Linked DNA regions of Homo sapiens: region 2 is linked to region 1. Evidence: read pairs that join two places in POLR2A ChIA-PET (ENCODE). Cell type or tissue: GM12878. All regions are shown on one strand. Links, peaks and the distances in the headings refer to the core of each region. The heading gives the core; the rest is flanking DNA. Region 1 has its middle 37 kb from the start of SPINK2. Region 2 overlaps NOA1 (nitric oxide associated 1).

Region 1 (16,050 bases), core at 5,397-7,896:
TCTCCTGCCTCAGCCTCCTAGGTTGGGACTATAGGCTCCCACCACCATGCCCGGCTAATTTTTGTATTTTTAGTAGAGATCGGGTTTCACTATCTTGGCCAGGCTGGTCTCAAACTGCTGACCTCAGGTGATCTGCCTGCCTTGGCCTCCCAAAGTGCTGGGATTACAGGTGTGAGCCATGGCACCCAGCTCCTTCATGTTAAAAACATGTACTGTGGGCATTCTCAAGGTGCCATGAGGAATCCAAAGGTGTCCATGACAGGTTCTTAGCCCTGGGTCTCTGCCTTTGTAATTCTGGGACAGATAAATCTGAAAGCCAAGGCCAATATAAAATGAAAATGTGAGCCCCTTGTTAAATTTTTTTTAAAGGAGAATTTCAAGACAGTGACAGCAGAACATTATATCTAGCACAGGGTGCTTCTAACTGTGGGGCCCCATGTGGCTATACATGTTGCATACTGATGTGGTTTGGATATTTGTTGCCTCCAAATCTCATGTTGAAATGTGATTTCCAATGTTGGAGGTGGGGCCTGGTGGGAGGTGACTGGATCACTGGGTGGATCCCTCATGAATGACTTAACACTATTCTCTTGATGATGAGTGAGTTCTCCTTCAGTGAGTTCACGTGTGATCTTGTTGTTGAGGAGTGTGGGACCTGCCTCACCCTCTTTTTTGCTCCCACTCTGGCCATGTGACATGCTGGCTCCCCATCACCTTGCACCATGATTGGAAGCTTCTTGAGGCCTTGCCAGAAGCTGATGTCAGCACCATGCTTCCTGTAAAGCCTGCAGAACCGTGAGCCAATTAAACCTCTTTTCTTAAATTACGCAGTCTCAGGCATTCCTTCCTAGTAATGCTACAACTGACTAATACACATACCCATGAAGTCGTTCCTCAAGAAAACCATTAAGGTAAAATAGAATGAAATAAATGCTAAAGAAATACAAAGGTGCAGAGGAAATAAAAAGGAAGAAGCAATTATGTACCCGCACTACAGAAAAGGAGTTAAAAGGCCGAACACAGTGGCTCAAGTCTGTACAATCCCAGCGCTGTGGGAGACTGAGGAGGGTAGATCACCTGAGGTTGGGAGTTCAAGACCAGCCTGGCCAACATGGCAAAACTTCGTCTCTACTAAAAATACAAAAATTAGCCCAGCGTGGTGGCACGCACCTGTAATCCCAGCTACTCGGGAGGCTGAGGCACAAGAATCACTTGAATCTGGGCGACGGAGGTTGCAGTGAGCTGAAATCATGCCACTGCACTCCAGCCTGGGTGACAGAGCAAGACTTTGTCTCAAAAAAAAAGGGGGGGCTAATAGATTATTGACAAACATGTTGCTACCTCACACTTCCCTCTCCTAGGTGTGGGTCTCTAACATCTCTGTCAGTGCACTTACCACCTCAAATGGTAATTATCTGTTTAGGAGCCAGCCTGCTCCACTACAACACTAAAGCTCCTGGAGGTCTGGGCTGTGCACTGCTCCATCTTTGGCCTTGTGCTAGCACAGCAGCAGCCATAAGCATCATAGTAGCAAGATCTCATGAACGTTTGTCCATGGATCTAACTATGCACCTGTCTGGGAGTGGCAGGAAAGTTTGACTTCACTGAGCAGGAGACATTTGAACAGGTCTTAAAAAAGTGGTTCAGGCCGGGCGCAGTGGCTCACGCCTTTAATCCCAGTACTTTGGGAGGCCGAGGCAGGCGGATCACGAGGTCAGGAGATGGAGACCACGGTGAAACCCCATCTCTACTAAAAATACAAAAAATTAGCTGGGCGCGGTGGCAGGCGCCTGTAGTCCCAGCTACTCGGGAGGCTGAGGCAGGAGAATGGTGTGAACCCAGGAGGCGGAGCTTGCAGTGAGCCGAGATCGCACCACTGCACTCCAGCCTGGGCGACAGAGCAAGACTCTGTCTCAAAAAAAAAAAAAGTGGTTCAAAAGAGGAAAGTACTTAAGTAGAGGAAAGAAGGCAAAAGAAGTGAAGACAGATAAATGTAACAAAGAAAAAAAAATTAGGTATAAGCAGCAGTATAGCTGCTTTTCTTAAAAGTCTGTGCCACCAGTCAGGATCCTTTTGGCCGCAGATGGCAGAAGCCCACCTGGAGGAGAAACAAGGAAGAGTAGAGGTGCAAGTGGGTCCCAGGACTGCCTGAAATCCCACTGTGATGTCGCAGGAATCTGTTTATCTTAATTTTCCCCACTACTCTGCCTGTGTATGGGCTACATGGCCTCTGGGAGGCCCCAGGAAAGGAGTCTTTTTCTTTTTCTTTTTTTTTTTTCTTTTTTTTTGAGGAGTCTCTCTCTTGTTGCCCAGGCTGGAGTGCAATGGTGCAGTCTTGGCTCACCGCAGTCTCCTGGGTTCAAGCGATTCTCCTGTCTCAGTCTCCTGAGTAGCTGGGATTACAGGCGCCCGCCACCACACCTGGCTAATTTTTGTATATTTGGTAGAGACGGGGTTTTGCCATGTTGGCCAGGCTGGTTTCGAACTCCTGACCTCAGGTGATCCGCCCGCCTCGGCTTCCGAAAGTGCTGGGATTACAGGCATGAGCCATCACGCCCAGCCAGGAGTCTTTTTCTTTAAGTATGAATAGAAAAATTCCAGGAAATTATTCTGATTGGTCTAGATTGAGTCACAGGCCTTGTGGTGATAGTTGGAAGTTAGAGGTGCCCACAAGAACCCCTGACTTGAGTCAGAGTAGTACTACTTCCCCAAAAGAAGCAGGATGCTATTATTAATGGAAAAGAGGTGTGCTATGTAAATACTACAAACTGGTAGTATCTACTGTAGAAGTGGCTTCCAAATCTTTTTGACCTTGGTTCCCAGCAAGAAATGCATTTGATTATTAGGACTCGCTATACTAGCAGGCTAGGTTCCCTTGGAAGCAGATCTGGGCTGGGGAGTTACATGCAGCCTGTTCACTGGGGAGCACCCTAGGAGCAGCACCTGTCAGAGAGCAAGGGATGCAGGACTGGGCAGAGGGAGAGGTTGAACTGTGATGCTCTTACAACCCAGGGGGAGCCTCAATTGATCCCAGAGAGAGTTCTGAAGGTGGGTCATCAGTGGTGTCCCAAATTGAGGCAAGAGTAGGGTGGCCAATCATCCCAGTTTATCTAGTTTGCCCTGGGTTTTCAGGACATGGGACTTTCTGTTTTAAAGCCAGGAAAGTCCCAGGCAAACCAGGACAAGTTGGTCACTCTGGGAGGGCTGGGCCTTTGTACCTACCTTTCAAATTGGCCAGTCACTGGATGTGGGCTTTCCCTGGGAAGGGGTCCTGATCCTGGGTTTACTCAACTCTCTCAGACCATGGGCAGCTCCTGGGGAGGGATTGAATTCTGAGTAGTCAGCAGGCAGCATTCATGGGAGCTGGGGACTGTGTGCCTTAGTCCTGAAGGACAGACTCTGGGTAGTACATCACAGCATCTTCTGCAATCTGCAATATATAAAACTAACACTAGGCAGGGTGTGGTGGCTCATGCCTGTAATCCCAGCACTTTGGGAGGCCAAGGCGGGCAGATCACAAGGTCAGGAGATCGAGACCATCCTGGCCAACATGGTGAAACCTCGTCTCTACTAAAAGTACAAAAATTAGCTAGGCATGGTGGCGTGCGTCTCTAGTCCCAGCTACTCCGGAGGCTGAGGCAGGAGAATTGCTTGACCCCGGGAGGCAGAGGTTGCAGTGAGCTGAGATCCTGCCGCTGCACTCCAGCCTGGTGACAGAGCAAGACTCCATCTCAAACAACAACAACAACAACAACAACAACAAACCCTAAAATTAATATATATAAAACATATATATATATGTAAAATTATGTGTGCGTGGTGTGTGTATGTATATATGTATAAACTTATATAACTGTTTCAGGTAAAAAATATCTATTCTTGTTATATATGATGTACCTTGATATCTTCTTTTTTCTTTTCTTTTTCTTTTTCTTTTTTTTTTTAGATGGAGTTTCACTCTTGTTGCTCAGGCTGAATGAAGTACAATGACTTGATCTTGGCTCACTGCAACCTCTGCCTCCCAGGTTCAAGCGATTCTCCTTCCTCAGCTCCCGAGTAGCTGGAACTACAGTAGTGCGCCACCACGCCCGGCTAACTTTTTGTATTTTTAGTAAAGATGGGGTTTCACCATGTTGGCCAGGCTGGTCTCGAACTCCTGACCTCAGGTGATCCACCCACTTCGGTCTCCCAAAGTGCTGGGATTACAGGCGTGAACCACTGCGCCTGGCCCTTTTCTTTTTTTCTTTCTTTCTTTCTTTTTTTTTTTTGAGACAGGATCTCACTCTGTCACCCAGGCTGGAGTGCAATGGGGCAATCTCAGCTCACCGCCACCTCCACCTCCTGGGTTCAAGCGATTCTCCTGCCTCAGCCTCCCTAGTAGCTGGGATTACAGGCATGAGCCACCACACCCAGCTAATTTTGTATTTTTAGTAGAGATGGGGGGTCTCTCCATGTTAGTCAGGCTGGTCTCGAACTCCCGACCTCAGGTGATCCGCCCACCTTGGCCTCCCAAAGTGCCAGGATTACAGGCATGAGCCACCGCACCCAGCCATGGCTAGCTTCTTTTAAGAATTTTGGGCTGGGTGTGGTGTCTCACACCTGTAATCCCAGCACTTTGGGAGGCCAAGGCGGGTGGATCACCTGAGATCGGGAGTTCGAGACCAGCCTGACTAACATGGAGAGACCCCCATCTCTACTAAAAATACAAAATTAGCTGGGTGTGGTGGCACATGCCTGTAATCCCAGCTACTCGGGAGGCTGAGGCAGGAGAATCGCTTGAACCTGGGAGGCCGAAGTTGCCGTAAGCCGAGATCGCACCATTGTACTCCAGCCTGTGTAACAAGAGCAAAACTCCATCTCAAAAAAAAAAAGATCCTAGCCATAAGCCATGACTTGATTTCCCAATGCACAAACAGATTACAGTTCAGTTCTATGTGCATGGTGCCCTGTGGAGTTGTACAGGACAGCAGCTCAGAAGTGACCTTGCTCAGAGAGCCAGATTGCTCTCTCAGGTCAGCTACTCGTGAATATGCATCACTGACACAAAGCCTTCTGCATACCAGAGGCTATTGGCTCACTGCCACCACCTGCAAAGCTAATGGGGAAGACTCTTCTTTCTCTTCAAGTCTGAATGAATTGAAGTCTGGCCCAAAAGAAGGCAGAAGTATCTTGGGTTCTTAAGAACATAGAGTCAGGTACTTGATAGACTTGTGCTCTGAATGGTGTCCAGCAGGTTAATTTAGACTTCATGAAAATATTTCTTCAGTGCTTACTCTGTACTAGCATTTTAGGTGAACTATCTCATCTGATCATCAGAACAAACCTCTAAAGTAACTTAGTTACTAGTGCTGTCTCTGTTTTAGGGATGAGGAAATTAGGGACTGGAGATTTTAAATAACCTGCTGGAGTTCCTAAAGTTCAGTTTATGTAGATAGAGTTTACGAATGTCTAGCGATAGAGCCTGACATATTACTATATTTATTGAGTTGCCTGAATAAATGGGCAAATTTCAACTTGAAAGACTGGAAATAGGGATACAAAGCCAAAAATGGAAGAAAGAGCTTTATCCACCAGGCTGCAGATTTTTAGACAAGGGCAAAGTCAGGTCAGGAATCTATAAGACTGGGGTTTGGGTTTCATCTTTCTCTTTGACTAATCTTTATCTAAGTTGATTCATTTCAGTCTTTTTTTTTTTTTTTTTTTTTTGAGACAGGGTCTCATTCTGTTGCCCAGGCTGGAGTGCAGTGGCACAATCTCAGCTCACTGCAACCTCCGCTTCTTGGGTTCAAGCAATTCTTCTACCTCAGCCTCCTGAACAGCTGGGACTACAGGTGTGTGCCACCACGCCCTGCAATTTTTTTTTTTTTTTTGAGACCAGGTCTCGCTCTGTTGCCCAGGCTAGAGTGCAGTGGTGCAATCTCAGCTCACTGCAATCTCCACCTCCCCGATTCAAGCGATTCTCCTGCTTCAGCCTCCCAAGTAGCTGGGATTACAGGCATGTGCCACTACACCCAGCTAATTTTGGATTTTTAGTAGAGACGGGGTTTCTCCATGTTGGTCAGGCTGGTCCCGAACTGCCGACCTCAGGTGATCTGTCTGCCTTGGCCTCCCAAAGTTCTGGGATTACAGGCGTGAGCCACCGCGCCTGGCCTAATTTTTGTATTTTCAGTAGAGATGTGGGATTTAGCCATGTTAGCCAGGCTGGTCTTGAACTCCTGGCCTCAAGTGATCTGCCCCCCTCAGCCTCCCAAAGTGCTGGGATTACAGGCGTGAGCTACCGCACCTGGCCTAGTTTTCTTTTCTTTTTTATACTGTCGTTACCTTTGTTTTCCTTCTACAAATAACTTGTTTCAGAGGAACAATTGTTAAGAGTTCATTGTCCCTTCTGATCTTGGTATGATTAGCTTCTTTGTATCATTCAGGTCTCTGGTCAGATGCTACCAGCACAGAAAGCTCTTTCCCAACCACCTTTTCTAAAAGATCCTTCCGGCCTCTCTCTAACTCCTTTTATTCTTCTTTACTTTCCATCTAAGTACAGTAAGCCCTCTCTATCTGTGGGTTTCATATCTGTGAGTGTGACATCTGTGGATTCAACCAACCATGGATCGAAAATATTCAACGAGACAAAATAGGTGACTGCTGCTGTACAGACTGAATATGTATAGGCCTTTTTTCCCTTTGTCATATTGTCTAACAAGAGAGTATAAAAACTACTTATATAGCTAGGCGTAGTGGTTCACGCCTGTAATCCCAGCACTTTGGGAGGCCGAGGTGGTGGATCATGAGGTTAGGAGCTCAAGACCAGCCGGCTAAGATGGTGAAACCCTGTCTCTACTAAAAATACAAAGATTAGCTGGGCATGGTGGCAGGCACCTGTAATCCCAGCTACTCAGGAGGCAGAGAACTGCTTGAACCTGGGAGGCAGATGTTGCGGTACCGCACTGAAGCCTGTTGACAGAACCACGCTCTGTCTCAAAACAAAAAACAAACAAAAAAAAAACTGGCCGGGCACGGTGGCTCACTCCTGTAATCCCAGCAGTTTGGGAGGCTGAGGCGGGCAGATCACCTGAGGTCAGGAGTTCAAGACCAGCCTGGCCAACGTGGTGAAACCCTGTCTCTACTAAAAATAGAAAAATTAGCTGGGTGTAGTGGTGGGCGCCTGTAGTCCCAGCTACTCAGGAGGCTGAGGCAGGAGAATCACTTGAACCTGGGAGGCAGAGGTTGCAGTGAGCCGAAATCAGGTCACTGCACTCCAGCCTGGGCAATAGAGCATGACTCTGTCTCAAAAACAAAACAAAACAAAGCAAACAAACAAAAACACTACTTATATGCATTTACATTGTATTAGGTATTATAAGTACACTAGAGATCATTTAAAGCACACAAGAGGGTTGGGCAGACTGGCTTATGCCTGTCTTGGGAGGCTGAAGTTGGAGGATCACTTGAGGCCAGGAGTTTGAGACCAGCCTGGGGATCATCGCAATACCTTGTCTCTATAAAAAAATAAAAACAAAAATAACCCTGCATGGTGTCACATGCCTGTAGTCCTGGCTTCTTGGGAGGCTGAGGCAGGTGTTTAAGCCCAGGGATTTAAGGCTGTAGTGAGCTGTGTTTATGCCATTTCACTGCAGCCTGGGTGACATGGTGAGACCGTGTGTCAAAGAAAAACTCAAACTTTTTTTTATTAAGAAAAAAAGTATGCAGGAGGATGTGTGTAGGTTATATACAAGTACTATGCCATTTCATATAAGGATCTTGAGCATCTTTGGATTTTCTTATCCATGGGGGGGTCCTGGAACCAATCCTTCATGGATACCGAGGGACAGCTGTAATAATCAGTGCTTGAAATCTTATTATTTATTTGTCTGTTGCCTGTGTTACCCATTGTAAGGTGAGCTGAAGCTCATGCAGTGAGCCGAGATCGCGCCACTGCACTCCAGCCTGGGCAACAGAGCGAGACTCCGTCTCAAAAAAAAAAAAAAAAGTAGCTCCCAAGATTGTCCAGGGAGTCATGTTTCTTCCTTTCATCCAGGAAGGTTAAATGGCATGCAGTTCTAATGGGCCAGGTCTGGAAGTGATTTCATGTATATATATATATATATATAAAACTTCCCCCCACCCCCACTCTGTCGCACAGGATGGAATGCAGTGGTGTGATCACAGCTCACTCATTGCAGCCACAACCTCCTGGGCTCAAGTGATCCTCCTATCTCAGCTTCCTGAGTTGCTGGGACTACAGGCGCCTGCCAGCCACCATGCCCAGCTAATTTTTGTAATTGCTATAGAGACAAGGTCTTGCTATGTTGCCCATGTTAGTCTTGAACTCCTGGGTTCCAGCAATTCTCCTGCCTTGGCCTACCAAAGTACTGGGATTACAGGCATGAGCCACCACGCCTGGCTGTATATCATTTTTGACCACATTCTACTTGGCACATCCTAAGTTCAAGTGAAGTTGAGAAATACAGTCTAGCTGCGTGCCCAGAAGAAAAACAGATTTGGTGAATAGCTAGCCAATGTCTGCCACTATGGTTAAATTGGTCCCTGTTAGGTTTCTATAAATAAATAATTTGAATTAAAGTAAATCACTACTGTATATTTGTACTGTATAACATCTCAAAACCATTTGTTTCAGATAATTTCTAAAGTCTCTATGATAAAACCAGTTCCTATTTTTTGAGAGCTGCCTTTTATATTCTCTAGGGAGAGGAAAGAAAAGAGAAACTTGAACCTGATTTTGTAAAACATCTATTTGTATCTAAATTGCTTTACAAGATTGTGAAATGTTTCAATATAAGCTGCAGTTTTGACTTGATTACAAAACCTGTTAGAGTTGCCCCCAGAGGTATGGATTTTTCTCACAGAGGGGCTGTTGACACTGCAAAATACATTTCAGAGGGTTTGAAAATCTTACCACATTGAAAGGAATGGATTTTTAGAAAAATTCCAAATTCTAGTTTAGGTACAGGTGAAGCCAGTGGTCCCACTTAGATTGCCTTACCATAATGCTTCTTTTCTAACTTAATACTGGTCAAGACCATAAACTCCAGAAGAATGAGTTTTAGGCCATTGGTCAGAGGGGTAGAAAGGTGATAATATGAAATGAACTAACATTTACTGAGCCTTATTTGTCAGGACCATGCAAGACACCGTGCCCATAGTTGATTTTCTTTAATCCTCACTTCAACACTGACAGGAAGGTAGAGGAGGAGAGCATGCTCCCGGTCTTATTGGTGGAGACCCTATCTCTAGGAGGCTAATTTACTTGTGATCCCACAGCCAACAAGGGACAAACATGGATGTGGCTAAGGTTCATCTGACTCCAAAGCCCACGCTCTTGACTAGACTGGACTAAGCAGGAGAGTGAAAATGAAGAACTTGGGAAATGAGCTAGAGACTAACATTAACAATTTGTGGAACTCAGCTCCTCTGTCTTTTCTTTCCTAAAAATCCCCGAAGATGATTAATTCCTTTGTATCTCTGTTAGCCACTAGCCCTGTAGAAAGACTCAAGTCAGGTGTATGGTTAGAGCTTCAGATCCAACACGTATCAGCTTTCTGATCTTTCTCATCCCTTATCAAAATTGCCTTGCAAGGAGTTTTTCCAAACCAGCTGTCTGTGGGAGCAATTAAGTTCCAATCCTGATTCTGACGGTGAAGTTCTGGCTGCCCTGACCACACCTCCATGGGGAAAAAACTGAAACGGACAGATGAAGGGAGCAATTCCAAGAATAATTTTGGCACTTGATTTAAGACTGGAAAATAATTTTCCTTCTTATTTGGGCAAGGAAAATGCCTCAAGGACAGTAAGAGCCTGTGGGAGCGGTCCAGCGGAGAGCCCCTTTTCCTCTTCTCTTCTGCCAGGGCTCAGGTCTGTAAAACAGCTGAACTATTTGCCACCTTCCTGAGTTTTGCTCTCTGTAGTTTATAGTGCAGCTGGAAATATGTACATTATTTAAATAAAAAATTAAGCCAAATAGCAAGACTTTGGAGTGTTAGAAACAACAATATTTACAATACTTGTACAAGAATTAAACTGAAATTTCAATGTCATCTATAAGGTAAGTTTTTTGAACTCTAAGAATTTTATATTGACTGGGCACGGTGGCTCATGCCTGTAATCCCAGCACTTTGGGAGGCCAAGGTGGGTGGATCACCTGAGGTCAGGAGTTCGAGACCAGCCTGACCAACATGGCGAAATGCCCTCTCTACTAAAAATTCAAAAATTAGCCGGGCATGGTGGTGTAATCCCAACTACTCAGGAGGCTGAGGCAGGAGAATCGTTTGAACTCAGGAGGCGGAGGTTGCAGTGAGCTGAGATTGCGCCATTGCACTCCAGCCTCGGTGACAGAGCAAGACTCCATCTGGAAAAAAAAAAAAAAAAAAAAAAAGCTGACACTTAATGTACTGATATTTAATGATCTCCAGGTTGTATTGTTAAATTGTTAAGTGAAAAAAGGCAAATGCAGAACAGTGTGGAAAATATACACAAAAGTAACAGTAGAGAAAGGGGAGTGGAGAGAATATATATGTTTTTGCTTTATATACGTGTTGTGGTCTGAATGTTTGTGTCTCCCCCAACCCCCTTCTCCAAATTCATATATTGAAACCTAATCCCCAATGTAATGGTATTTGGAGGTAGGGCTTCTGGGTGGTGATTAAGTCATGAGGGTGGAGCCCTCATAATGGGATCAATGCCCTTATAAAAGTGGCCCCAGAGAGATTTTTTACTGCTTTCAGCCATGTGAGGACACAGCAAGATGGCTGGCTATGAACCAGGAAGTGGGTTCTCATCAAACACCTAATCTGGGCCAGGTGCTGGTAGCACACACCTGTAATCCCAGCACTTTGGGAGGCCGAGGCAAAAGGATTGATTGAGGCCAGGAGTTCAAGACCAGCCTGGACAACATGGTGAGACCTTGTCTCTACAAAAAAAACAAAAAATAAAAAATAAGTAACTGGTTGTAGTGGTATGTGCCTGTAGTCCCAGCTACTTGGGAGGCTGAGGTAGGAGGATACTTTGAGCCCAGGAGTTTGAGGCTGGAGTGAACCACGATCCTGCCAGTGCACTCCAGCCTGGGCAACAGAGTGAGACCTTGTCTCAAACAAACCAAACAAACAAATGAGAAAACACCTAATCTGCTGAACCTAGATTTTAGGTTTCCAAGCTCCCAGGACTGTGAGAAATAAATTTCTGTTGTTTATAAGTCCATGGGCTATAATATTTTGTTATAGCACCCATATGAACTAAGATAATGTATAAACTGTCTCTAAAAGGACATAGAGAAAATTGTAACATCAGTTATTTCCAGAGGAGAACTGGGTAGCTGGATTATAGGGGTGAGAGGGAAACTCTTTGTATGTTCTTTGCAGCTTTTGAGTTTGATACCATTCAACTATATTAAAAATTTAACAGATTTTTTTAAATTAAAAGGATTGAGAATTTAAAAACATAACAAAATAAGCATAACAAATAGTCTTGTTTTGTTTTTTAATAGAGACAGCATTTTGCCATGTTGCCCAGGCTGGTCTTGAACTCCTGGACTCAAGGGATTTGCCCACCTCAGCCTCCCAAAGTTGCTGAGATTACAGGCATGAGCCACCGCACCCAGCCACAGATAGTTTCTTTACTTTAATAATATGATGTATGTCTTCATTTTTTATTTTTAATTAAAATTTTTTTTAAGATTATTAGAGATGGGGTCTCACTATATTGACCAAGTTGGTCTTGAACTCTTGGCCTCAAGCATTCCTCCTACCTTGGCCTCCCAAAGTGCTAGGATTACAGGCATGAGCCACCATGCCTGTTTTTGCCATGTTGGCCAGGCTGTTCTTGAACTCCTGGCCTCAAGTGATCCACCTGCCTCTTGGCTCCCAAAGTGCTGGGATTACAGATGTGAGCCACCACACCCAGCTGGCGATGTTAATTTTGGATACATAGACAAGATGTTGTCCAGTTTCTCCACTATTTTGCGCCATACAATTAGTTTTATTTTATTTTTATTTTTTATTTCTGTGTGCAATTAATAAGCAATCAATGGCAAGATATTTTGAGACCAGGCCAGGCGCAGTGGCTCAAGCCTGTAATCCTAGCACTTTGGGAGGCCAAGGCGGGCAGATCATTTGAGATCAGGAGTTCAAGACCAGCCTGGCCAACATGGCAAAACCCCGTCTCTACCAAAAATTCAAAAATTAGCTGGGCATAATGGTGGGCACCTATAATTCCAGCTACTTGGGAGGCTGAGGCATGAGAATTGCTTGAATCCAGAAGGCAGAGATTGCAGTGAGTCGAGATTGCACTACTGCACTCCAGCCTGGGCAATAGAGTGAGACTCGGTCTCAAAAACAAAAAACAAAACAAAACAAAACAAAACAAAAGATATTTTGAGACCATGAAAGTGTCTAGAAATTTCTTAATGCTTATCTTTTGTACATTTTACTGTTTGGTTTTGAATTTTCTCTTGATTTTTCTGCTATTCACAGTTATTATAAAGACAGCATTAAATGTCTAAATGTTGAGAAATTACTTAATGGGTACAATGTACACTATATTGGCCAGGTTGGTCAATCAACCCACACTATTTGGTTGATAGTTATACTAAAAGCCCAGATTTCACCACTATGCAATATATCCACGTATCAAAACTGCACTTGTACTCCTTACTTTTATACAAATAAAAATAAATAGGCGAGGCGTGGTGGCTCACGCCTATAATCCTAGCACTTTGGGAGGCCAAGGTGGGTGGATCACTTGAGGTTAGGAGTTCAAGACTAGCCTGACCAACGTGGTGAAACCCCATCTCTACTAAAAATACAAAAATTAGCCAGGCATGATGGCGCATGCCTGTAATCCCAGGTACTCAGGAGGCTAAGGGAGGAGAATTGCTTGAACCTGGGAGGCAGAGGCTGCAGTGAACCTAAATGTCCAGCTATTAGGGTGTATGATACAACTCCATAATTATTTTAGTCCTTTTAGTTCTGTTCTGTTCTGTTCTGTTCTTTTCTTTTCTTTTAGAGACGGGGTCTCACTATGTTGCCCAAGCTGGTCTCGAACTCCTGGGCTCAAGTGATCCTCCTGCCTTGGCCTTCTAAAGTGGTAGGACTGCAAACGTAAGCCACTGTGCCTGGCCAATTCCATAATTATTGTTATTTATTATTTATTATTATTATTTTTAAGACAGAATTTCGCTCTTGTTACCCAAACTGGAATGCAATGGCGCGATCTTTGCTCACCAGAACCTCTGCCTCCTAGGTTCAAGCGATTCTCCTGCCTCAGCCTCCTGAGTAGCTGGGATTACAGGCACGCACCACCACGCTCAGCTAATTTTGTATTTTTAGTAGAGACCGGGTCTTGCCATGTTGGCATGTTGGTCAGGCTGGTCTTGAATTCCCCATGTCAACCTCCCAAAGTGCTGGCATTACAGGCGTACAGGCATGAGCCACTGTGCCTGGTCCTTTTTTTTTTTTTTTTTTTTTTTGAGATGGAGTCTCACTCTATTGCCAGGCTGGAGTGCAATGGATGACACTATCTCAGCTCACTGCAACCTCTGCCTCCTGGGTTCAAGATATCCTCCTGCCTCAGCTTCCCAAGTGGCTGGGATTACAGGTGCGCATCACCACACCCAGCTACTTTTTTCTATTTTTAGTAGAGACGGGTTTCACCATGTTCACCAAGCTAGTCTTGAACTCCTGACCTCAAGTGATCTGCCCGCCTCGGCCTTCCAAAGTGCTGGGATTACAGGCATGAGCCACCGTGCCCAGCCGAAAAGCATTCTTATGATGGCTTGTGTTTTTTATAAGATGTCAATGCCATGACAGACTCTGACAGGAACCATGCAGTAGGAAGGAGCCTGGTCCTGCTCCCCCATCCTCCTTCACATGTTTCTCTAGTGCCCCCTACTAACTGACCCTAACAGAAGCTGGCTGACAAAGAATAAATGTAGTTTGTAGAGTTCTAGACTCACCATCTCAAAGTCCAGCATGGAGGTTTCAAAACCACTGGCATGGGCCGGGCGCGGTGGCTCATACCTGTAATCCCAGCACTTTGGGAGGCCAAGGCAGGTGGTTCACAAGGTCAGGAGTTCAAGACCAGCCTGGCCAAGATGGTAAAACTTTGTCTCTACTAAAAATACAAAAAAAATTAGCTGGGTGTGGTGGCAGGCGCCTGGCACCTGTAATCCCAGCTACTTGGCAGGCTGAAGCAGAGAGGTTGGCCTGGGCAACAGAGCGAGATTCCGTCTGAAAAAAAAAAATCCACTGGCATATAGGATTCAAGGTACTGGGAAAGTAATTCTGGGTTTGGAGCTGACAGATCATAGCTTACGTAGGCACAGTCTACATATTAGAATTCTGAGACACATTTAAGGCCTAGCTCAGAAGAAAAGTCATAGCTTTAGATACAAACACTAATCTGTAAATTCTTGTTACTTGCAGTAGTTATATTCTATAAAGTTGCCATAAACACTGAATTAGCAAATATTGAACCATTGCCTGTGGGGGAAATGCAGGGTTAGGTTCTGTTGAGCCTGTGGTCATATTTTTGTCAACTAGTCAATATGTAACCTTGTTTTACGGGCGTTTCTGTTTTGGTTTCGTGTTGTTGTTGTTTTAATTTATTTATTTTTTTGAGACGGAGTCTCGCTCTGTCGCCCAGGCTGGAGTACAGTGGTGCGACCTCGGCTCACTGCAAGCTCCGCCTCCTGGGTTCACGTCATTCTCCTGCCTCAGCCTCCAGAGTAGCTGGGACTACAGGTGCCCACCACCATGCCCGGCTAATTTTTTTGTATTTTTTAGTAGAGATGCGGTTTCACCGTGTTAGCCAGGATGGTCTCGACCTCCTGACCTCGTGATCCGCCCGCCTCGGGCTCCCAAAGTGTTGGGATTACAGGCATGAGCCACTGCGCCCAGCCGTGTTGTTGTTGTTTTTTGAGATGGAGTCTTGCTCTTGTCGCCCAGGCTGGAGTGCGGTGGCATGATCTTGGCTCATTGCAACCTCTGCCTCCGAAGTCCAAGCAATTCTCCCACCTCAGCCTCCTGAGTAACTGGGATTACAGGCGCCCACCACCACGCCTGTCTAATTTTTGTACTTTTAGCAGAGATGGGGTTTCGCCATGTTGGCCAGGCTAGTCTTGAACTCCTGATCTCAGGTGATCTACCTGCCTTGGCCTCCTAAAGTGCTGGGATTACAGGTGTGAGCCACCGCGCCTGGCCCTTGTTTTGTTTTTGAAACGAGGTCTCTGTTGCCCAGGCTGGAGAGCAGTGTTGTGATCTCTGCTCACTGCAGCCTCTGCCTCCTAGGCTCAAGTGACTTTCCCATCTTAGCCTCCTGAGTAGCTGGGACCACAGGTGAGTGCCACCACACCCAGCTGATTTTTTTCTTTTTTGGTAGAGACAGGGTTTAGCCATGTCGCCCAGGTTGGTCTCCAACTCCTGAGCTCAAGCAATCCACCTGCCTTGGCTTTCCAAAGTGCTGGGATTACAGGTGCTAGCCATGGTACCTGGCCCAGAGCAGCATTTTCAACCTGCATGTCATAACCTTTTAATAGTTCATAAAATGTTACAAAAAATTTAATGGTTCTTAACATAAAATATTTTTAAGAGACATAGAATATAAAAATTTGAGTACATAGTACATAATCAGGGTAAGTATTGTTTTTATAAAATTTGTACTTTTATTTTGTGTGTGTGAGTGTGTGCATAGTAGTTGCTGTGTGAAATGTATTTCTTACTTTTTGTTCAGGTCAAAGGTTTGAAATTCACCAATGCACAGGTCTCAGGGTATATGGAAAGTAGTTCCTCAGTACACTCTAGGGAGTCTAGAGACTGTTTAATTTTTTGTTTTGTTTGTTTGTTTGTTTTCTTTTGTTTGAGATGGAGTCTCGTTCTGTTGCCCATGCTGGAGTGCAGTGGCATGATCTCAGCTCACTGCAACCTCTGCCTCCTGGGTTCAAGCAATTCTCCTGCCTGAGCCTCCCGAGTAGCTTGGATTACAGGTGCTAGGTGCCTGCCACCACTCCTGGCTAATTTTTGTATTTTTAGTAGAGACAGGGTTTCA
Region 2 (13,631 bases), core at 299-2,798, 110 kb before region 1:
CTTGGTTAGGGAAACGTTTACAGAAGCCTAGGTTTTGAGGTTGGAAAAACACATAAATATCACTGGAGTCCAACTCCCTAGTCCCTGCTTGAATTACCTCTGTAACATATCCATCAAGGGGTCCTCCATCTTGAACTGAAAGGAGTGACTCACCAAAGCTGAAACTGTCATGTCACCTTCCAAGGTAACTCATTTGGGTCTTTGACCTTCTCTTTGTATTGAGTGTACTGAGCTGAATAGTCTCCCTGTAACATGTATCCATTGTTCCCCAAAGCCATCTGGGACTAAGGTAATACCTATTTCCCTTGCCAGACAAATATTTTAAAATGTAACGTCCCATCTCTTCTTCACCTATCCCTCCCTTTTCTTCTCTTTCATTACTTCATCCAGCAAACGTTGAGCATTCACTGTGCCCACAATCTGGATTATTTGTCTTCATTTCCTACAGCTGTGCTGTAGGAAACAGGCTATTCATTGGCCCAGGCCTCTTCAGAATGTTTTCTATGTTTGTTCTTAAAGTGTGACACTGAGAACTCAGTGCTCTCAGGTGAGCATGATTTAGAATAGCATTAACTCCGACCGGGCGCAGTGGCTCACGCCTGTAATCCCAGCACTTTGGGAGGCCCAGGCGGGCAGATCACAAGGTCAGGAGATCGAGACCATCTGGGCTAACACGGTGAAACCCTGTCTGTACTAAAAATACAAAAAATTAGCCAGGAGGTAGTGGGCACCTGTAGTCCCAGCTACTCGGGAGGCTGAGGCAGGAGAATGGTGTGAACCCGGGAGGCGGAGCTTGCAGTGAGCTGAGATCGTGCCACTGCACTCCAGTCTGGGTGACAGAGCAAGACTCTGTCTCAAAAAAAAAAAAAAAAGAATAGCATTAACTCCACCTGTCTTGTCCCTATGCCTCTCTTTTATCCAATTGCTCATGGACAACTTTGGGCCTCATAGGTAACTTTGACTTTGTCTTGTTAAATTCAGCCTATATCTTACTCTGTTAAATATTCATTCAATCTCATTACTTTTTATATTTGCAGTTTGGATCTTCATTCAGATCATTGATTGACTCAAATGTGCATCCAGGATACAGCCTCACAACAGATTCATTAATCATTTCCTTCGAATCTGGTTACTGACCAGTTTCCGATTTTCTAATTATCTCTGTATCTCCCTACAAAACCACATTGGTTTCTTAGGTACTTTTCTTGGCCTCATCAGGAACACTTATAGTTACATTCTCAGAATTGTATTCTATTTGGTGTCCCCTGTCATTGAATCATACACACCTTTTAAATTTTATTGCTCTCCTGGAATAATTGCTCATGCCATCTTTTCTTCCTTAGCAGTCCAAAAGTTCAGAGCTGCTTTCTAATAATATTCTGTCACTTTAGCTTAATGAACTAATTCTTCCCCCACCATACTTTTTTTTTTTTTTTTTTTTTTTTTTGAGATGGAGTCTGACTCTCTTGCCCAGGCTGGAGTGCAGTGGCGCAATGATCTTGGCTCACTGCAACCTCTGCCGCCTGGGTTCAAGCGATTGTCCTGCCTCAGCCTCTCGAGTAGCTGGTATTAGAGGCATGTACCACCACACCCAGCTACTTTTTGTATTTTTAATAGAGACAGGGTTTCGCCATGTTGGCCAGGCTGGTCTCAAACCCCTCACCTCAGGTAATCCACCCACTTCAGCCTCCCAAAGTGCTAGGATTGTGGATGGGAGCCACTACGCCCAGACTAATTCTTCCCTTTCAGATGCTATTAGATCAGGCATAGCAGTTACTTCAGTCATATATCCTCTATTAAATAGTTGTGTCAGAAAGGCAAGAATTTGCAAAATACTCTAGACAGCAGAATGAGAACCCCAAATTTTTAGATATAAACGTCTGTCAGCACTGGTAGTTTGCTTCTCTGTTAGTTTACAGATAAACTTATTTGATGTCTTAAACCAGGGTTTCCCAGACTGAACCAAGGATCTCTGTTGTGAAATGAAAGTATTAAGACTCAGGCTGTGCACAGTGCCTCACACCTGTAGTCCCAGCACTTTGGGAGGCCGAGGTGGGAGGATTGCTTGAGCCCAGGAGTTTGAGACCAGCCTGGGCAACATGCCAAAACTGTATCTCTACTAAAAATACAAAAAATTAGCTGGGCATGGTGGTACATGCCTGTAATCCCAGCTATTGAGGAGGCTGAGGCACAAGAATCACTTGATACACTTATTGGGAGGCAGAGGTTGCAGTGAGCCGAGATCATGCCACTGCAGCCCAGCCTGGGCAACAGAGTGAAACCCTGTCTCAACAAAAAAGAGAGACAAGGTTTCCCCTGTTGCCCAGGCTGGAATGCAGTGGCGTGATCAAGTAACTTCAAAGTCCTGGGCTCAACCAATTCTCCCACTTCAGCCTCCCAAGTAGCTAGGGCCACAGGTACATACCACCATGCCCAACTAATTGTTTAGTTTTTGTAGAGACAGGACCTCGCTATGTTGCCCAGTCTGGTCTAGGCTGGAGTGCAGTGGTGGAATCTTGGCCCACTGTAACTTCTGCCTCCCTGGCTCAAGCAATCCTCCACCTCAGCCTCCAGGGTAGCTGGGAACTACAGACACACGCCACCCCAGCTAATTTTTGTATTTTTCATAGAGGTGAGGTTTTGCCGTGTTGCCCAGACTGGTCTCAAACTCCTGAGCTCAGCTGGGCACAATGGTGCATACCTGTAATCCCAGCACTTTGGAAGACCAAGGTAAGTGGATCACTTGAGGTCAGGAGTTCGAGACCAGCCTGGCCAACATGACAAAACCCCGTCTCTACTAAAAATACCAAAAAAATTAGCCAAGCATGGTGGCGCACGTCTGTAATCTCAGCTACTTGGGAGACTGAGACAGGAGAATTGCTTGAACCCGGGAGGCAGAAGTTGCAGTGAGCCAAGATCACACCATTGCACTCCAGCCTGGGTGACAGAGCAAGACTCCGTCTCAAAAAAAGAAAAAAACTCCTGAGCTCAAGTGATCTGCCTGCCGCTGCCTCTGAAAGTCCTGGGATTACAGGCATGAGCCACCATGGCTGACCTGCAAATGGCTTTTAATGTGCCTTTTCAAACACAAATAATGAAGAAAACTATCTGCAGCCCCCTTATTATTTTTTTGTGAGCTGCTATGTATCATTTCTATTTTTTATTTTCTTGTTATTCTCTTTTTTTCCTTTGAGACGGAGTCTTGCTCTATGGCCCAGGCTGGAGGGCAGTGGTGCAATCTCGGCTCACCACAACCTCCGCCTCCCGGATTCAAGTGATTCTCCTGCCTCAGCCTCCCGAGTAGCTGGGATTACAGGTGCACGCCACCACGCCCGGCTAATTTTGTATTTTTAATAGAGATGGGCTTTCTCCATGTTGTTCAGGCTGGTCTCAAACTCCTGACCTCAGGTGATCTGCCCGCCTTAGCCTCCCAAAGTGCTGGGATTACAGGCGTGAGCCACCGCGCCCAGCCTCTTGTTAAGAAAGAAGTTTACAAGTTTTGTGTCCAATTTGTACCTTCTTTATTCTTTTTTAACCAGATTTTGATTCCTTAAATCTTTGCAGAATCTTGTACTTCTGTCTTTCCTTTTCTATTTTTCTCTAGTCTCTCTAGGAACTTGTCATCCTTAGAAGGGATTTATTATAAATCATAGGGATAAATTATAAATCCTCTGTGTTATAAGCATAGGGGATTTATAACTTTTTCTCATTCTCTGCTGAATATTTGGGAGAAATAAGGAAATTGAAGACCAGAATTTAGAAAGAGGTTCTTCAGCCACTTTACTTGCTCCTAGAATGGGGTGACCATTTTGCATTTAATGCATGCATACTTACCACTAGGACATAAGGTCACGTATACCATTACTTTAAGCGGAAATTGCTACTGCCCACAAGCCTTGATAAGGAGAGCATATATTTTCTATCTTGGTATTGAATCAACATGTTTTCAGGTTCACATTAATTTTGACATTTAGGGAATGCTGCTGACATAGGAAAGTCTCATACACCTATAAAGTTATTTTGCCATTACTGTAGATTAAGTTGTAAAACAAGGGTAGAGCCATCAGATTGAAATTAATTTAGACAGGAAGAATCTATATAAATTTGATGCATAGCAAACTCTGACATAATTTGGTTTATTTTGAAGTCTGGCATATTTTTCATCACTTTTTATTTTACGGGTAAATCATAATATATCATATTTTCAATAAAAGTATTTTCTTAAAAATCTGCCATTTGCTTCACAGATTTTAAATCTTCTAACAGAAAAAGAAGTAAATATTGTTTTGCCAACACAGTCCATTGTTCCAAGAACTTTTGTGCTTAAACCAGGAATGGTTCTGTTTTTGGGTGCTATAGGCCGCATAGATTTCCTGCAGGTAAGAAAAGTCTGTACTATTAAAAAATGATTTTAAAATATTGGGATTCACTTTAAGGAAGCAGATGTATGAACACGACTGACAAAATGTTGATAACTAAGCCATGATTGTATTGGGTTTAATTTGTTTTTATGTTTAAAAATTTCTGTAATAAAAACTTGGGGATGGCTGGGCACAGTGGCTCACACCTGTAATTCCAGCACTGTGGGAGGCTGAGGCAGGCTGATCACTTGAGGCCAGGAGATCAAGACCCGCCTGGTCAACGTGGTGAAACCCCATCTCTACTAAAAATACAAAAATTAGCTGGGCGTGGTGGCACACACTTGTAATCCCAGCTACTAGAGAGGCTGAGGCAGGAAGATCACTTAAACCTGGGAGGCGGAGGCTGCAGTGAGCTGAAATTGCACCACTGCACTCCAGCCTGGGTGATGGGGCGAGACTCCATATCAAAAAAAAAAAAAAAACTTGGGGAAAAGAAATGCCCTACTCCCTCATCCCCCCAAAAAAGTGCTAGGTCTTGAAAACTTACGTTTTCAATTGAGTACCCTACACAGCTTGGCATTTAAGACAAGATACTATCCCTATTCTATGGGATAGAGTCAAACCTATGGGATAAAGTCAAACCTTTAGGTACAGGGTTATAGGCGTTAAATTAATTCCACACTTTGTATACCATGATATGTGTGTTTTTATGCATACACGTTTTTGTTTGGTATTCGTTTATATAGCATCTAGGGATTTTGGAGTGTCTATAGAATTGCTCTCCATTTTGCTAAAGTGAAGAGAAAAAGGAAAATGAAACATGGATATGGATATGTCCAACAACACAATACAACTGTGTGCCATTACTATAGCACATTTCTTGGGTTTTGTGTTTGCTCATACTTTGTTAGAAATTTTGCCTTACACACTTAGAACCCTTATATATTTCGTTTTGGGAGGTTGTTGGTTTTTTGCTTTTGGGGTTGGTTTTTTGTTTTTTTGTTTTTTTGTTTTTTTTTTTTGAAACAGCATCTCTCTCTGTTGCCCAGACTGGAGTGCAGTGGTACAGTCACGGCTCACTGTGGCCTCAACCTCCTGGGCTCCAATGATCATCCCACCCCAGCCCCGCAAGTAGTCGGGACTACAGGCACACATCACCACACCCAGCTAATTTTTGTATTTTTTATAGAGACAGGGTTTTGCCATGTTTCCCAGGCTGGTCTCAAACTTGAGCTCAAGGGATTCACCCACCTCGGCCTTCCAAAATGCTGGGATTATAGGCATGAGCCACCACACCAGGCTTGCACCCTTATATATTTCATCAGAACACATAAAATGTTAATATTTTAAACCTAACTTTACACAGAGACAATTAAAGCAGATAGTATTTCCTTTTAATTTTTAATAATAGACTTTTTTCAAAAATAGTATTGGGTCTGTCAAAGAAGTCATAGTTTCACATGAATTGCTGAAATGCACTGCTTCAGTATTGTGCCCCTGTTCTTAGTAATAATTTGATTTACAGCTACTGCCATACCAGTACTTATAAAGGGAGTCTGATTGGGTTTTTGTTTTTTGGTTTGTTTTTTTTTTAGTTGATTGTACCTTGAATATGCAGGTTTTCCAAGTTTTTCACCAGGTCAGATAACTTCTTCCTTTCTTAAGGGAAATCAGTCAGCTTGGTTTACAGTCGTGGCTTCCAACATCCTCCCTGTGCATATCACCTCCTTGGACAGGGCAGACGCTCTGTATCAGAAGCATGCAGGTCATACGTTACTCCAGGTAAGGCAACATGCCTTGATTGCATGGTTATGGTTAGTATACACTGGGATGGTCCCATAGCTCTGTTAAGAAAGCCTTTGTTGTACAGAACTGTTATACAATATCTTGAGCTAGCTTTCCCTCACCTCATTCTCTTTGAGAATTCTGGCTATAAAGCAAAATTGCTCTATATAGACTGATCCTAGAATAGCCACACAGCTATTTTTTTCTCTAGACTACACTGTCCAATTTGGTAGCCATTAGCCCACATGTGGCTAAGTTTAAATATATTAGTGACAATTAAAATTTGCTCAGTGGCCAGGTGTGGTGGCTCACGCCTATAATCCCAGCACTTTGGGAGGCCAAGGCAGATGGATCACAAGGTCAGGAGTTCAAGACCAGCCTGGCCAAGATGGTGAAACCCCATCTCTACTAAAAATACAAAAATTAGCCAGGCGTGGTGATGGGTGCCTGTAATCCCAGCCACTCAGAAGGCTGAGGCAGGAGAATCACTTGAACCAGAGCGGCAGAGGTTGCAGTGAGCCAAGATCGCGCTACTGCGCTACTGCACTCCAGCCTGGGCAACAGAGACTCCATCTCAAAAAAAAAAAAAAAAAAAAAAGAAAATTTGCTCAAGTTAGCCAGGTATGGTGGCATGCACCTGTAATCCCAGCTCCTCGAGAGGTTAAGGCAGGAGGACCACTTGAGCCCAGGAGTATGAGGCTGTGGTGAGCCATGATTATGCCACTGCACTCTAGCCTGGGTGACAGAGTGAAACCCTGTCTCTAAAAAAAAAAAAAAAAAAGGGAAAATTTAAAATATGGTTGCTTAGTGTCACCAGCCACATTTTGAGTGCCCAATAGTGACATTGTTGCAAAAAGTTGTATAAACTCCTGACAGCCTCATCACCAATACACACACACACACACACACACACACACACACACCATACTTTGGACAATTAAGCTATAGTTCCCCGAACTCATCATCCTTTTTCCAGTTTTTATCTGTACCTGTGGCGACCGAAAATATCTTTCCACCAAATAACTTTGACTCATTTCTCAAAATATTGCTCATATATTGCTTGTTTTTGTTATATATATATAGCTTCTTTACTAATGTTTTCCTTGACTGAACACATTCATTACTCCTTCCTTCACAACCATAGTACTTATAGATGCCTCACATTACATTTCTGACCTTGTATTAGCTTACATATTATCTACCCCTTTGATTTCCTTGGGGGCAGAAACCATACTGCAAAATCTATCTTTGTGTTCTTAGTGCTAAACACAGGAGAGATTTGCTAATGAATAGATGAATAAATTACCCAGTTACAGCCAAGCGCAGTGGCTCACACCTGTAATCCCAGCACTTTGGGAGGCCGAGGTGGGCAGATCACCTTGAGGTCAGGAGTTTGAGACCAGCCTGGCTAACATGGTGAAACCCTGTTTCTACTAAAAATACAAAAAAATTGGCCTGGTATGGTGGTGCGCGCCTGTAATCCCAGTTACTCGGGAGGCTGAGACAAGAGAATCACTTGAGCCTTGGAGGCGGAGGTTGCAGTGAGCTGATATCGTGCCATTACACTCCAGCTTGGGCAGCAAGAGCAAAACTCCATCTCAAAAAAAAAAAAATTACTCAATTACTTCTAATCGTGGAAACACCTGTAAACATAAAAGCTAAATCTTATCCATTATATATGGACCCTTAACTCATAAAGACCAGGCATTAATCCTGATGGCCACACCTATAAGAACTAAGGTACTTAGAAGGACCGTGCCTTAATTGCCCAACATTAATCTATGTGAGGCCCTGTGGAGGATTCTAAAAACAGTGTCAGTGAAGCACAATTCTCCTGTCCAGAGGCTTCTGCCAGGTGCTTGCCCAATGTGTGGCCCAGAGCCCTGAGATTTGTAAGCTTCATCCCATCACAGAGTTCCCTTGCTTTTCATTTGACCCCAGAAGTGATTGCAAGTTCTTTTCAACAGTTGAATATTTGAAAGGATTTTATTCTTGATCCCTGTACAGAATTATCTTATCAGTGATTTGCTTAATGTTAGAGTTCCAAGAAATTTAATTTGAACTTGTAAATATCTTTATTTCATTGGAAGATTCCAATGGGTGGAAAAGAACGAATGGCAGGATTTCCTCCTCTTGTTGCTGAAGACATTATGTTAAAAGAAGGACTGGGGGCATCTGAAGCAGTGGCCGACATCAAGTTTTCCTCTGCAGGTAATTTTATGCCAAGCACTTTTTAAAAAGTGAATAAAAGGGCAGGCACGGTGGCTCACACCTGTAATCCCAGCACTTTGTGAGGCCGAGGTGGGCGGATCACCTGAGGTCGGGAGTTTGAGACCAACCTGACCAACATGGAGAAACCCCGTCTCTACTAAAAGTACAAAATTAGCCGGGCATGGTGGCGCATGCCTGTAATTCCAGCTACTCGGGAGGCTGAGGCAGGAGAATCGCTTGAACCCAGGAGGCGGAGGTTGCGGTGAGCCTAGATCATGCCATTGCACTCCAGCCTGGGCAACAAGAGCCAAACTCCATCTCAAAAAAAAAAAACAAAAAGTGAATAAAGCAGCCTTACCGACAATTTTTTTTATAGAAAAGTGCCTTAACTGATGAAAGCTGATTATTTTAAGGTGTACATACTAGTTTATTCATAAAATACAACCTATTCTGAAAATAAATTTGTACTTTGCACAAACGCATTGTATGCTTTTTTAAAACTAAGGTGTGTCCACCTGTGCCCCCAGCTTCTCGGGACGCCGAGGCAGTACGATCGCTTGAGCCCAGGAACTTGAGTTCAGCCTGGGTAACATAGCAAGACGCAGTTTCTTAAAAAATAATAAAATAATAAGAGAGTGAAAGAGAGTGACAGCGTTCTCTGATAGTCCATTTTCAGCTTTGGTTTGGTATTTTTAATAAGATGATTGCTAACAGCCTTTTGTGTTGTGTCACATGCCTGCATAGGTTGGGTTTCAGTAACACCTAATTTTAAGGACAGACTGCATCTCCGAGGCTATACACCTGAAGGAACAGTTTTGACCGTCCGGCCCCCTCTCTTGCCATATATTGTTAACATCAAAGGACAGCGCATCAAGAAAAGTGTGGCCTATAAAACCAAGAAGCCTCCTTCCCTTATGTACAACGTGAGGAAGAAGAAAGGAAAGATAAATGTATGAGACCGACCTTGTTCACTCCAGATATTAACTGTATTGAACACAACAAAATACATTGAATTTGTATTAAACATATAACGCATAAATAAAGCTCCCATTCTTACCCTTTTTTTCTTTTTTCTTTTTTTTTTTTTCTGAGACTGAGCCCTGCTCTGTTGCCCAGGTTGGAGTGCAGTGGCACGATCTTGGCTCACTGTAACCTCTACCTCCCAGGTTCAAGCAATCCTCCTGCCTCAGCCCCCCAGTAGCTGGGATTACAGGCATGCGCCACTATGCCCAGCTAAGTTTTGTATTTTTAGTAGAGATGGGGTTTCACCATGTTGGCCAGGCTGGTCTCGAACTCCTGACCTCAGGTGATCCATCCGCCTCAGCCTCCCAAAGTGCTGGGAATACAGGCGTGAGCCGCCGCGGCCAGCCTCACCCTTTTCAAAGCTCTTAACAGTTAACTTTTTTAAACTATTCAAGACTTATGTTCATAATGTATTCAGCTTATAAAAAGTTTTTTTTTTTGTATAGTATGTATATGGTATGTATCTGTGACCCACATATATATAAAATTGGAAGCCTGCTATATTCAAGTTTCTCCCACTACTGTTGTTTCTTTTTTTTTTTTTTTTTTTTTTTTTGAGACAGGGTCTTGCTCTGTCACCCAGGCTGAAGTACAGTGGTGCAATCTCGGCTCACTGCAAATTCCACCTCCTGGATTCAAGCAATTCTCATGCCTCAGCTTCCTGAGTAGCTAGGATAACAGGTATGCACCACCACCCCTGGCTAATTTTTGTATTTTTAGTAGAGACAAGTTCTCACCATGTTGTCCACCCACCTCGGTCTCCTAAAGTTCTGGGATTACAAGTGTGAGCCACCATGCCCCGCCTCACTACTGTTTTTTATATTGAGACCAGATGTCATTTCTCTTATTTGGAGTTAGCAGTCAGTATATGAAAAAATGGCAGGAAAATTAATTTCTCCAAAATTCATTGGCTTAAATAAGATAGAAGTGAGTAGGTGGCTCTGCTCCAAGGATCCAGCTGGTGGAACATTCCATGGCCATCTGTAGGTCTAAGGTGGCTGCCCAAGTTGTCATCCTTTTCCAGCAAGGGTAAAAAGGGGGAAAGTATGGAGAGCAAGCAACTTCCCTATTTAAAAGAAGGGAAGAAAAGCTGGATGTTGCACACATCAGTTTACATAGTCCACAGGTCAAGTCACATGGCCACACCCACCCATAAGGAAGCTGGGAAATGGAGGAGGAAATGGGAACCATTTGGGGTTTTTATTAAGGAAAAATGGGGAGAATGGATACTAGAGAACAAGTAGAAATTTACCTTACACAATTTGACAATGCCTGAAAATCTTAGATAAAAAAGGATTCAAGGCCAGATGTAGTGGCTCACACCTGTAATCCCAGCACTTTGGGAAGCCAAGGCAGGAGAATCGCTTGAGGCCAGGAGTTCAAGATCAGCCTGGTCAACATAGTGAGACCCCATCTCTATTATTTTTTTTAATAAAAATGAATTGTCGGCTGGACACAGTGGCTCAACGCCTGTAATCCCAGCACTCTGGGAGGCCAAGGCAAGTGGATCACCTGAGGTCAGGAGTTAGAGACTAGCCTGGACAACATGGTGAAACCCCATCTCTACTAAAAACACAAAAATTAGCCAGGCGTGGTGGGCACCTGTAATCCCAGCTACTCGGGAGGCTGAGGCAGGAGAATTGCACGAACCCAGGAGAAGGAAGTTGCAGTGAGCCGAGATCACACCACTGCACTCCAGCCTGGGCAACAAGAGCAAAACTTCATCCCAAAAAAACTAAATAAATAAAGATTTTTAAAAAGCTATGTATTTCTAGCAACTGAGGTCTATTCTGCAACTGAGAGGACACTTTAACCATTTTATTTACATTTCATCTTTATATGACTGAATAACATTACATCAATCAGAAGTCTTTATTGGCCAGGAGCAGTGGCTCATGCCTGTAATCCCAACATTTTGGGATGCCAAGGCAGGAGGATTGCTTGAGTTTAGGAGTTCAAGACCAGCCTGGGCAACACAGCAAGACCTCATCTCTACTAAAACCCAAAAAAATTAGCCAGGTGTGGCGCTGTGTGCCTGTAATCTCAGCTACTGGAGAGGCTGAGTCAGGAGGATCACTTGAGCCTGGGATATGGAGGCTGCAGTGAGCTATGATCACATTACTGCACTCCAGCCTGGGCAACAGAGCGAGACCCTGTCTGAAAAAAGGAAAAAAGAAAAAGTCTACACCTTTTGTTATTCCTAGCTGAGTAAGTAGTACCACAGCTGTGTCATGAAGAATTGGCAAGTCAAGTCCCAGATCCTAATGTTGAAATAAATGCTGGTAAGATAAGCTAGGCTGAAACGCAGTTAGAGCCATGAAATTCCTGAGAGGACCATGTTCTGTCCCAACATATGGGAGCCCCCATGTATTTCACACTCTCCTGTCTTCTCCCCACTCCTCAGTCCTCTTCTAAGTCCTCTTAGATTAAATATAATGGAGAATTTTTTAAGATGATGCAACTTGTTGTAGACCTTTCATAGTGTTTCAAAGTGAGTACTACTGGTATCTTGGGCAAGGTGGTTCTTTCTTTATATATAAAACTGCATTTCAGCCGGGCGCGGTGGCTCACGCCTGTAATCCCAGCACTTTGGAAGACCGAGGCGGGCGGATCATGAGATCAGGAGATTGAGACCATCCTGGCCAACAAGGTGAAACCCCGTCTCTACTAAAAATACAAAAATTAGCTGACTGCGCTGGCGCGTGCCTGTAGTCCCAGCTACTCCGGAGACTGGGGCAGGAAAATCCCTGGAACCTGGTAGGCGGAAGCTGCAGTGAGCCAAGATCGCGCCACTGCAGTCCAGCCTGGGCAACAGAGCAAGACTCCGTCTCAAAAAAAAACAAAAAAACTGCATTTCATTATGTCTGGTATCTCTCATCCCAGACACTAAATGCAGTAGCAACTCCCTCTGCTGTCAGTCCTGGTGACAACTGGAAAGTGCCCCCAACATCATATTACCTCTAGAGGGCGGCAGCTTCCCAAATGGAGAAAATTGATTGGCAGTTGATTTCTAGTTTTTATTTTGGAGGGAATGAAATACCATTTATTTTATAAGTTAAAATTGTGTCTGGGTGCGGTGGCTCACACCTGTAATCCAACACTTTGGGAGGCCAAGGTGGGTGGATCACCTGAGGTCGGGAGTTCGAGAGCAGCCTGACCAACATGGAGAAACCCCATCTCTACTAAAAAAAAAATACAAAATTAGCCAGGTGTGGTGGCACATGCCTGTAATCCCAGCTACTTGGGAGGCTGAGGCAGGAGAATCGCTTGAACCCGGGAGGCAGAGGTTGCGATGAGCTAAGACCGTGCCATTGCACTCCAGCCTGGGCACAAGAGCAAAACTCCATCTCAAAAAAAAAAAAAAAAATTATGGTCATTATATTTCTACCTATGGTTGAAAACAGGAGTTCACAGTTCAGAGCTTAGGCCAGGATATTTAGGTAGAATTAAAACAAAAAACAGGCAGGAAAGAAAGCCAGCAAAGGGTGAACTGGGCCTTTGTGGAGAAACAATCTAAAAACTGACTACTATCACCCTGACAACTTAAGAAAATGTATTTCAGAAAACAGGGCTCACACCCATAATCCAAACACTTTGGGAGGCCAAGGCAGGAGGATCCCTTGAAGCCAGGCATTCAAGACCAGCCCTGGCAACATAGTTAAGACCCTGTCTCTACAAAAAAAAAAATTTAATTTAGCTGGGCATGGTGACACCCACCTGTAGTCTCAGCTATTCAGGAGGCTGAGGTGGGAAGATCCCTTGAGCCTGGGAGGTTGAGGCTGCAGTAAGCCATGATTGCACCACTGCACTCCAGCCTGGGTGACAGAGCAAGACTCCATCTCAAAAAAAAAAAAAGCAGGAAAGAAAGCCAGCAAAAAGAGTGAGAAAGATGCTCTATGCCTAGAATTAGTTGAGGACTTCTACTGGGATCTGGTATTAATTTATTCCATATTGTGCCTCCAATTTAATGCAGCCTAGGATCACTGCTAGGATCAAGTGTTTCCTAGTAGATTTTCCTTTAAGAAAGTTCCATTACTGTATTGGTGCAGTAGTGCATTGCTTAGCAACAGGGATGTGTTCTAAGAAATGCATCGTTAGGCAATTTCATCTTTGGACAAACATCATAAAGTGTATTTACACAAACCTAGATGGTATAGCCTACTCTACACCTAGGCTGTATGGTATAGCCTATGGCTCCTAGGCTACAAACCTGTACAACATGTTGCTGTACTGAATTCTGTAGGCAATTGT

The links. ChIA-PET counts read pairs that join two places held together with the same protein. Peaks named below come from ENCODE experiments on the same cell type or tissue, not always from the same donor. Only the 100,000 strongest peaks of a DNase experiment are listed, where the experiment ranks them.
Region 2: POLR2A ChIA-PET joins it to region 1 with 5 read pairs; 5 of 35 experiments call an interaction of 5 or more read pairs at or near these places.

Annotation. Positions count from the first base shown.
Region 1 is chr4:56,850,547-56,866,596 of GRCh38, reverse strand. No RefSeq gene overlaps it. Among named protein-coding and RNA genes, the nearest start is that of SPINK2, 37 kb to the right of the region's middle. RefSeq lists an enhancer at 6,343-6,412. In GM12878, for the core only: no CTCF peak of the experiment used is centred there; a DNase peak (open chromatin) is centred at 6,516.
Region 2 is chr4:56,959,132-56,972,762 of GRCh38, reverse strand. NOA1 (nitric oxide associated 1) reads left to right here. Exons shown (of 7, transcript NM_032313.4): 4 at 4,248-4,379; 5 at 6,027-6,143; 6 at 8,237-8,357; 7 at 9,102-9,413. The coding sequence ends at 9,313. Among named protein-coding and RNA genes, the nearest start is that of NOA1, 12 kb to the left of the region's middle. RefSeq lists a silencer at 7,410-7,512. In GM12878, for the core only: no CTCF peak of the experiment used is centred there; no DNase peak of the experiment used is centred there.